2 separate regions of the Homo sapiens genome follow, and region 2 is linked to region 1. A link is a contact called in ENCODE Hi-C data. All regions are on one chromosome and are shown on one strand. The core of a region is the stretch at or near the end of the contact, and the rest is flanking DNA. Distances in the headings are between cores, read along the strand shown.

Region 1 (4,869 bases), core at 662-3,161:
TGGGACTGTTTGTGCTTACAGTGGCAGGGGGCAGGACTGGTATCCATGCTGTGGCTGGCTGGAGACTTGGCACTGCTCCCAGACAACTCCCACCCAAGCTCTTTAGCTGCCTCTATTTCCCTTCAGCATGAGCATTTGGGGAATGATGGTGACTGGTGACACCTCTGCCCTGAGAACCCTGCCACAGAACCTACTTCTTTCCCTCTCCTGCCCTGGCCTCCCCACTCACCACCTTTCTGCTGTGTCCCTAGGAGCTCTGGAGCCTTAGGACCATGGACGCTCTCAATAGGAACCAAATAGGCCCTGGATGCCAGACCCAGACCATGGTGCAGGTGAGTGGGATCAGGGCTGTGAGGCAAGAGAGATATAATAGGGATGGGATCAGCTCTTCTACCCCCTTGTGGTCCCAGCCCAAGGATGAAAGGAGCAATTCTGTTCCTCTCTGCCCTTCCCCAGGTCCCAAGCCTATTAACAGCTCAGTCTTTATCTGAATCAGGTTAATTGGTTCACCCAGAAACTACCCATCGAAAGTCCGAAAGCAGTTTACAGATTGACCCTGGGCTGTATCACTCTCCTTGATCCATGCCTCTATCTTCCCTGTACTTGAGCTTAGCAGGGGCAAGCAATGGCCACGTGGATAGCCATGGACAAGTCTGCAGGGAGCTTGATTGGCCTTCCTCTACAGTACCCCTGCTGCTTATCCAATGCCACCCCCACCCCCCACCCCTTTCTCCTTGCTTCTGTTTTAATAGACAAAAGGCACAGTTAAGCCAAGACTTGCGATAAATCCAGTGGGATGAGTTAGTGGCCTAGATTCAGATCTAATTACAATTTAGTGGAATCATGCTCTGTGTAAGATTTTGTGCTAAGCCTTTCAGCACCCTCAGAGCCCTTCGGAGAGGGGCGAGGGCTGGAGAGAGTGCTGGTGTGACTGGTTTAGGGTGGTAAGGTGCTGAATCTAATGATGCTTGTCCTCCACCCGTACTACCTACAGAAAGGACCCTTGGACCTGATCGAGACAGGCAAAGGGCTGAAAGTGCAAACGGACAAACCCCACCTGGTGAGCCTGGGCAGTGGGCGACTCAGCACAGCCATCACCCTCCTGCCGCTGGAGGAAGGTAAGTGTGAACAGGGCATCTCACTCACCACCCCTCTATCCTTATAGGCATTCCTGCCCTGGAGGCCCACCTCCTGCATGTGTTGGGGCCCTTCTACTGTCTGCTGGTGCTCGCCTCCCCACACCACCAGCTTGCTTCCCTTGTCTCTGCCTCCCCAGACTGCCTGCCTTCCTTGGTAGATGATCTGGTTCCACGACTGGGCTTAAAGATCAGCTTAGAAACAAGGAGGAGAGGCCAGGTGTGGTGGCTCACGCCTGTTATCCCAGCACTTTGGGAGGCTGAGGCAGGCGGATCACGAGGTCAGGAGTTCTAGACCAGCCTGGCCAATATGGTGAAACCCCATCTCCACTACAAATACAAAAATTAGCCAGGCGTGGTGGCACGGGCCTGTAGTCCCAGCTACTCAGGAGGCTGAGGCAGAAGAATCGCTTGAACCCAGGAGACAGAGGTTGCAGTGAGCCGAGATCGTGCCACTGCACTCCAGCCTGGGCAACAGAGCGAGACTCTATCTCAAAAAAAAAAAAAAAAAAAAAAAAGAAGAAGAAAAGAAACCATGAAGAAAGCACTGAGAGAAACAGGAGAACACATTGCTCTTAGCAACCAATGTGGCCAAGAAGAAAAAGGGCCCCGCTCCAGGGCATTGTCTTGCATGGGAGGGTATACCATAGATGGAGAATGGAGAGATGGGAGTCAGGGCAAGATCTCCCAAGATGAGGCCCTGGCACAGCCCCCTTCACCTTTCAGCTTCTGCCCGCCCTCTCTACTCTCCTGGCTGCACTTGTTGCCTGGGTGATACTACATTCTCCACATTCTCCAAATACCAGTCCCAGGGGCTCTGTCAGCGGGAGGGGCTGTTCTTGCTGCAGTTAGGGGAGAGCCTGCACTGAAGAGAGAGGTTGCACTGAAGAGAGAGGTTAGCAAGGGAGACGAAGTGTTGCAGGTAGCAGAAGCGGGGGAGAGAAGAAGGAGAGAAAGGGAGATTTAGAAGAAATGAGGAGTAGGATGAAGGGGAAAAAGGATAAAGGACAATAGGGAGAGGCAGTTGGGGGAATAAGGGAAGATCTGCAGAAAAGCAGTCTTCCTTCTCCATCTGTGGAGTCTAGGTCCTACTGTGTGCTGTCTGGGTCTTCCCATCTCTGGGCCTCCCATTCTCAGGCAGAGTTTTCTCTGTTTGAGAACAGCGTCCATCACTTACTGTATAGACCAGGCTCAGGGGCCTAGTAGGGGTGGCCAGTGGTGGGCAGAGATTCTCCCTGGAGTAGGAGGTGGAAATATGTTTCCACTGTGGCCCTCCTTGCCCTGTCACTGCCTCCTCAGCCTGGACAACCCCTCTGATTCAGTTTGCCTCTTGTCTCCAGGGAGGACGGTGATTGGCTCTGCAGCCAGAGACATCTCACTACAGGGCCCAGGCCTGGCTCCAGAGCACTGCTACATCGAGAACCTGCGGGGCACCCTCACCCTCTACCCCTGTGGCAATGCCTGCACTATTGATGGGCTCCCTGTCCGGCAGCCTACCCGGCTCACTCAGGGTAAGGCTGGACACCTCCAGATGGAGGGGGCCTCTGTTTAAAGGCTTGTGTGTATTAGGCACAGGGGAGGCTGGCTGTGGTGGTTGCCATGGTAACTGCCTGAGTGACCATACTGGGAATGGAGTACTCAGGTGCATCTGGATGTGCCTAAACAACATCCCAAACCCTTTCAGCATCCAGACATGTTTTCAACCTGCTTTTCTTCTCTGGTCACCCCCAACCTGTCTCCACATACTATGGGGAGAGAAGAGGTTCTGATTCCCGCCATCAGAGGGCCTGGGGCATGATGGCGTTGTTAATGGTTGTTGGGGAAGAGCAATTGGAGCAGCAGTGAGAGGGTATCAATGGCATTGTTCCATGATGCCAAGAGGAAGTTGTTTTGAGAAGCTGGAGAGGAGGACAATACTTCCTGATGGGGATGGGGCAAGGGTAAATCTCAGGACATGCCTGCTCCTGTTACAAGACTGCTGACAGTAACTTTTGGGTCACGAATATAACCCAAAGCAATAGGCCATTCTGTTGTGTAAGGTAGCTCTAAAAACTAGGCCCCTGGCTAGGCATGGTGGCTCACGCCTACAATCCCAGCACTTTGGTAGGCCGAGGTGGGTGGATCACTTGAGGACAGGAGTTCGAGATCAGCCTGGACAACATGGTGAAACCCTGTCTCTACCCAAAATACAAAAATTAGCCACACGTGGTGGCACACGCCTGTAGTCCTAGCTACTCGGGAAGCTGAGATAGGAGAATCGCTTGAACCTGGGAGGCAGAGGTTGTAGTGAGCTGAGATGGCACCATTGCACTCCAGCCTGGGCAACAGAGCAAGACTCCGTCTCAAAAAATAAATAAATAAAAAATAAAAATAAATAAAAACTAGGCCCATAATTACTATGGTTAGCAGGCAGGTAAGCGGTTGGCCCAGGTAGCACTTTGACAGACCAGGTGTGCTCACCCTGGAAACAGGGTTCTGGGCATCAGTTCATACAGTGAGTTGTCAGATTAGGAGAATGAGAAAAACAGATTTGGGTGGAGGTTAGAGGTGAAGTTAAAGGCTAACAGCAGGACAGGAACTTTGGGCTAAGCCTGGCTCTGAGCAGGCTCTGATGGTCTGGCATTGTTTTCTGGGGGCTCTTACTGCCTAGAAGCCCCTTGGAAGTGGCCATCCTACTCACTCCACTGTCTCCTTCTCTCCTCTTCATCCTCCTTAAGGCCTTTCAATGTCACTTCCTTCACAGCTGATCCAGGAGACCTGACATTTCCCCCGTCTTTTTTTTTGATACGGAGTCTCACGCTGTTGCCCAGGCTGGAGTGCAGTGGCATGATCTCGGCTCACTACAACCTCCACCTCCTAGGCTCAAGCGATTCTCCTGCCTCAGCCTCCCAAGTAGCTGGGATTACAGGCACCTGCCACCGCCCGGCTAATTTTTTTTTTTTGACCCCAGTCTTTTCTTCCTGCCCTCGGGTAGGGGGCAGGGCATGGACAATTGACTTCAGGGAGGCAGGTCCACCAGCAGCAGTACGTAGGCCCTTGCCTTCTCCAGGGATTCAAGGTCTCTGACTTTGGATGAGAGGAGGAACCCCCAAAAATTGGGGCTTGGCTATGATGGCAGTGGGTTCCTAACAGTCCTGTTCAGTCTCAGAGAGAGCATCTTCTCTAAGATTTGGGAGCATGGAGATGAGACAATAGAGCAGCAAGGAGAGGCAGGGCAAAGTTCAAAGAAGGCCCAGCACTTACCACCCCCGCCCCAAACCCATCACATTCATCGGTAAGAACATTGTTCCCCTGCATGTTGTGAGCAGGGTATGCTTCTGTTGTCCAGTCTTTCCAATGCATCATTTAGCTCCCTGAGAAGGGGAGAGCCTAGGGCTAAGATGGAATTCTGAAGCATTTCCTGTGGCCCCAGTGACCCTTCCCGACTCTTCTCCAGCCAGAGGCCTACCCAGCCAAGTATGTACCCTCCCACTCTCTTCTGACCCTAAACCCCTTCCCATTTTCCCTCCCCAACCCCCATAGCCTTCTTGTCTGGGCTCGCCTGTCTCAGAAGCTTGGCAGCCTGTGGAGGGGTAGGCAGAGGCACAAAGGAATGGGTGTTCTTCTCCCCAGTCCTCCCCCTCCCCTGGGCTCCAGGAGCTGAGGGTTTCCTTGTCTCATCTCTGGAGCAAGGCACCAAGCCCAGCCCTGCCTGGCCCCACTCCGGACATTCTTGGGAGTGTGTTTCCCTGGA
Region 2 (4,889 bases), core at 2,343-4,842, 340 kb after region 1:
GGCGTGAGCCACCGCACCTGGCCAAGTCTTCCATTTTAAATGTGAGAACATTGAAGTCCACCTAAAGTTACATGGTATCTCATCAACAAGAGGACAGTAGCTGCCATCAGAGGCTGACATGGCCATGCAGCCAAGTAGACATGTTTTTCTAATTGACTGGGAGGCAGAGAGTGGCACTCTGGAAGGAGAACCCTGGGCATGTCAGACGGACCTGGGTTCTGATCCCAGCTCTCCTGGTTGAAGAACTGCCATAGTTCAAGTGAAAAAAAAAAAAAAAAAAAAAAGGTGCCACAGTCCAGAAAGAAGTTTGTTTTAGGAGATAGTCTTCTAGGCTGAGCAGACTAGAGCTGTTAAGAGCTCCCTGAGGGCAGAGACTTATCTTACCTTTATATCCCTGGTGGCTAGTGCAGTTCCAAGGACATAGTTGGTACGCAATAGGAGTGCTTGAATAGGAGATTTGGAAGAGAGGAGGCAGGGGAGGGAACTCAAGAGAGTTTAGAATCAAGAATCCAAGGAGGAGACAGCCTAGAAAGAGTGGGTCCAAGACAGAGACTTCAGGCATGTGGCCCTGGTTCCCTTACTCCAAGCCATTGGGAAATCCTCCAGAGGAACATGGTGCTGTGGCTTTAACTGACTTCAGCATTGTCAATGAATCTGCTCTGCTAAAAGAGTTATCCTCTTGCTCCTGGGCTTGGCCTCCCCCTCCTCTCAGCTCCCCAAACCCTTCTCGGCTGCTGTGATGGGATAATTAGATGCGAGAGCTCAGCACAGATGATGCTCCAGTTGCTTAGCAACTAATGGTTTCCATGGAGACCGCAAAGCACAGCCTCCAGAGCAGCCAGTGAGCAGCTCGGCAGGGCAGGGAGAAGACGCAACTCCCCGCTCCTCCAGAAACCTGGGGAGGGCTGGGGTGGGGAAGGTGGGGGGGGGGGATTGGAGGGAGAAGGGAGAGCTTAAAGGCACAGGGCCCTCTTATCCCTTTAAAATCTGATCAGAGATCTGCCCTCCCCTACTCCACTCTGTACCACTCATAATTTTAGATGGGGATGGGGGCTTAAGAGTGGACCCAACTCAACCCACCCTGCAATAAACCCAACCTCTTCTTTCTGCTTCTTGGTTGTGAATGAGGAGAAAGACCTCCCAGTTCAAGTGTAAACAACTTACTGGTGGGTGACAGGTTTTGAGGAGTACCAGGAAGATCCCCTCACCCTGGCATTCCACCATTTAATCTGTCCCCTCTCTCCCAAGTTGTCCTTAATGTGCAAGAGACCCTCTTTCCATTTGTGCAGTGGTGGTGGAATCAAAAGCCAAGGTGCAGGAAAAACAGAACCAAATTCTTCACCCAAAAGCAGCCTGTTCGGGCAGATTGGGAAGGAACACCTGCCCTGATCCCTGATGTCCGTGGAAGAGGATCCAGCTGGGGGTGGGGATGCTGTTTACCAATACAGAGCAGCTGGCAACTTCAAGTGTGGGCCTTTCAGACCGGCATCATCAGTGTTACGGGGAAGTCACTAGAAATGCAGAATTGATTGGGCACGGTGGCTCACACCTGTAATCCCAACACTCTGGGAGGCCAAGGCGGGTGGATCACTTGTGGTCAGGAGTTTGAGACCAGCCTGGCCAACATGGTGAAACCTCATCTCTACTAAAAATGCAAAAATTAGCTGGGAATGGTGGCACATGCCTATAATCCCAGTTACTCAGGAGGCTGAGGCAGGAGAATCGTTTGAACCTGGGAGGCAGAGGTTGCAGTGAGCCGAGATCACGCCACTGCACTCCAGCCTGGGTGACACAGCGAGACTCTGTCTCAAAAAAAAAAAAAAATGCAGAATTTCAGGCTTCACCCCAGACCCACTGCATGACTGCATGAGAAGCTGCATCTTAACAAGATCCCTGGTAATTCATACGCATATTAAATTTGGAGATGCACTGGCGTAAGACCCTCCTACTCTCTGCTTAGGCCCATGAGTTCTTCCTTTACTGTCATTCTCCACTCACCCCAAACTTTGAGCCTACCCTTCCCACCTTGGCGGTAAGGACACAACCTCCCTCACATTCCTACCAGGACCCTAAGCTTCCCTGGGACTGAGGAAGATAGAATAGTTCGTGGAGCAAACAGATATACAGCAACAGTCTCTGTACAGCTCTCAGGCTTCTGGAAGTTCTACAGCCTCTCCCGACAAAGTATTCCACTTTCCACAAGTAACTCTATGTGTCTGAGTCTCAGTTTCCACTTTTCTCTCTCTCTCTCTCTCTCAATTTTCTGAGACAGAGTTTCACTTAGTTGCCCAGGCTGGAGTGCAGGGGCACAATCTCGGCTCACTGCAACCTCCACCTCCTGGGTTCCAGTGTTTCTCCTGTCTCAGCCTCCCGAGTAGCTGGGATTACAGGCACACACCACCGCGTTAGTTTTTGTATTTTTGGTAGAGATGGTGTTTCGCCATATTGGCCAGGCTGATCTCGAACTCCTGACCTCAGGTGATCCGCCCACCTCGGCCTCCCAAAGTGCTGGGATTACAGGCATGAGCCACCACGCCCGGCTGATCTCTTTTCTATTTTAATAGAGATCAAACTCTCTGTGTTGCCTAGGCTGGTCTTGAACTCCTGGCCTCGAGTGATCCTCCCACCTTGGCCTCCCAAAGTGCTGGGATTACAGGCATGAGCCACTGTGCCTGGCCTCAGTTCTACTACAAAAGGAAGCCAGTACCAGCTACCACCCAGGGTGGCTGTAGGGCTACAATGGAGCACACAGAACCCCTACCCAGGGCCCGGAAGACGTCCTGACTCCTCTCCCCTCCCTCTGCTCAGAACTCCTCTGCTTCTTTCTGATGTAGCCCAGGGCTGGAGGAGGCAGTCAGGGAAGTTCTGTCTCTTTTTCATGTTATCTTACGAGGTCTCTTTTCTCCATTCTCAGTTCAACAAATGGTTGCTGCCCAAGGCTGACTGTGCCCACCCCCAACCCCTGCTGGCCAGGGTCAATGTCTGTCTCTCTGGTCTCTCCAGAAGTCTTCCATGGCCACCTTCGTCCCCACCCTCCAGAGGAATCTGAAACCGCATGTGCTCCCTGGCCCCCACAGCCCCTGCCTCTCCCAGAGCAGCAGTACCTAAGCCTCAGTGCACTCCAAGAATTGAAACCCTCAGTCTGCTGCCCCTCCCCACCAGAATGTTTCTCTCCCATTCTTACCCACTCAAGGCCCTTTCAGTAGCCCCTTGGAGTATTCTCTTCCTACATATCAGGGCAACTTCCAAACTCATCACCCTTCTGAGGGGTGGGGGAAAGACCCCCACCACATCGGGGGAGCAGTCCTCCAAGGACTGGCCAGTCTCCAGATGCCCGTGCACACAGGAACACTGCCTTATGCACGGGAGTCCCAGAAGAAGGGGTGATTTCTTTCCCCACCTTAGTTACACCATCAAGACCCAGCCAGGGCATCCCCCCTCCTGGCCTGAGGGCCAGCTCCCCATCCTGAAAAACCTGTCTGCTCTCCCCACCCCTTTGAGGCTATAGGGCCCAAGGGGCAGGTTGGACTGGATTCCCCTCCAGCCCCTCCCACCCCCAGGACAAAATCAGCCACCCCAGGGGCAGGGCCTCACTTGCCTCAGGAACCCCAGCCTGCCAGCACCTATTCCACCTCCCAGCCCAGCATGGCACCCCTGCTGCCCATCCGGACCTTGCCCTTGATCCTGATTCTGCTGGCTCTGCTGTCCCCAGGGGCTGCAGGTCTCTTCCATCTCTGGCAGGGGTGGGAAGGGGGCTGGGGGCCTGGACAGGGAGCACTGTACCTTCCAGGGCTCTCAAAGAGAGGTCTGGACAGTTGGGAGTCAGGGCTGGTGATGGCAGTGACTGGGTATCAGACACTGGGCTCAGGGTACACTCCTGATCCTCCTCCAGACCTAGGAGGCAGAGAGGTGTGGGCAAGGATCCGATGCTGCGGGGAGGGGTGAGGTTGGGCGCTGCCCGACTCCTGGCATCCAGGTTCTGGCTCTGGGGACCGCTTGGTGGAGGGTGCAGCTTCTGCAGCCCAAGCCTGCCACCTGGTGGTCATACTGGCACAGGCCTGGCTGTTCTGCCCAGGGTTCACAGAGTGGAAAGGGAGATGGCTCCAATGGGACCGGGCCAGATCTGTTGGCCAGGAGGGGTCAGTCCCCATCGGAGCTCCCTCCTGCCTCCCATCAGACTTCAACATCTCAAGCCTCTCTGGTCTGCTGTCCCCGGCGCTAACGGAGAGCCTGCTGGTTGCCTTGCCCCCCTGTCACCTCACAGGAGGCAATGCCACACTGATGGTCCGGAGAGCCAATGACAGCAAAGGTCTGCTACCTTCTCCCAAGGCATCCCTCTAGTCCCCAAAGACCCCTTCCTGCGACACCCTCTGCACCCTTTTCCCCATTCATGCCTTCCTGTCCACCCGTCTCCTGGGGTACCCACACTCTAAAAGCTGCCCCTTCTCCTTGGGGCCTCCAGAAACTTGACCCAGTCTTCCCCTCCCGCCACTTCTGCCCAGTGGTGACGTCCAGCTTTGTGGTGCCTCCGTGCCGTGGGCGCAGGGAACTGGTGAGTGTGGTGGACAGTGGTGCTGGCTTCACAGTCACTCGGCTCAGTGCATACCAGGTGACAAACCTCGTGCCAGGAACCAAATTCTAGTAGGTACTGGGTCCAGCCTGAGGCACCTAGGGAAGGGGGTGCAGGAAGAGAGAGAAGCTAGTGTGGGGGAGATCTGGTGGGCATGAGGAGAGGGTGAGGGCACAGCAAAAGGGGGTGAAAGCTGGGCCTCTTGGAGGAGTGCACATAGGGGAGACACAGCTGTGAGGGTAGGTGGCCCAGGCTGGAGCCCCTCTTCCTGTAAGTCCCAATACTCACTGAGGGTTCTCTACTCTCTCCCAAACCACAA

The links. A loop is a pair of places that touch in the nucleus more often than their neighbours do. Pooled maps may share reads with other maps.
Region 2: a loop to region 1 is called in a pooled map, with 2.4 times the contacts of the local background. The contact joins the promoter of UPK2 here to the enhancer-like site in region 1. A Hi-C loop is called at or near these places in 4 of 168 maps with a recorded cell type or tissue (CD8-positive, alpha-beta T cell, MCF 10A, mammary epithelial cell and 1 more), 3 of 37 single-sample maps with no recorded cell type and 12 of 50 pooled maps.

The regions. Positions count from the first base shown.
Region 1 is chr11:118,613,565-118,618,433 of GRCh38, forward strand. It overlaps PHLDB1 (pleckstrin homology like domain family B member 1), which reads left to right. Exons shown (of 23, transcript NM_001144758.3): 2 at 252-332; 3 at 995-1,118; 4 at 2,477-2,647. The coding sequence starts at 273. Among named protein-coding and RNA genes, the nearest start is that of PHLDB1, 8.4 kb to the left of the region's middle. RefSeq lists enhancers at 1,887-2,404, 2,405-2,921, 4,474-4,869. Within about 2 kb of position 1,912, at least 2 of the 41 ENCODE cell types and tissues checked have a DNase peak (open chromatin) inside an H3K27ac peak, as active enhancers do.
Region 2 is chr11:118,952,706-118,957,594 of GRCh38, forward strand. It overlaps UPK2 (uroplakin 2), which reads left to right and starts at 3,593. Exons shown (of 5, transcript NM_006760.4): 1 at 3,593-3,721; 2 at 4,178-4,309; 3 at 4,503-4,641. The coding sequence starts at 3,646.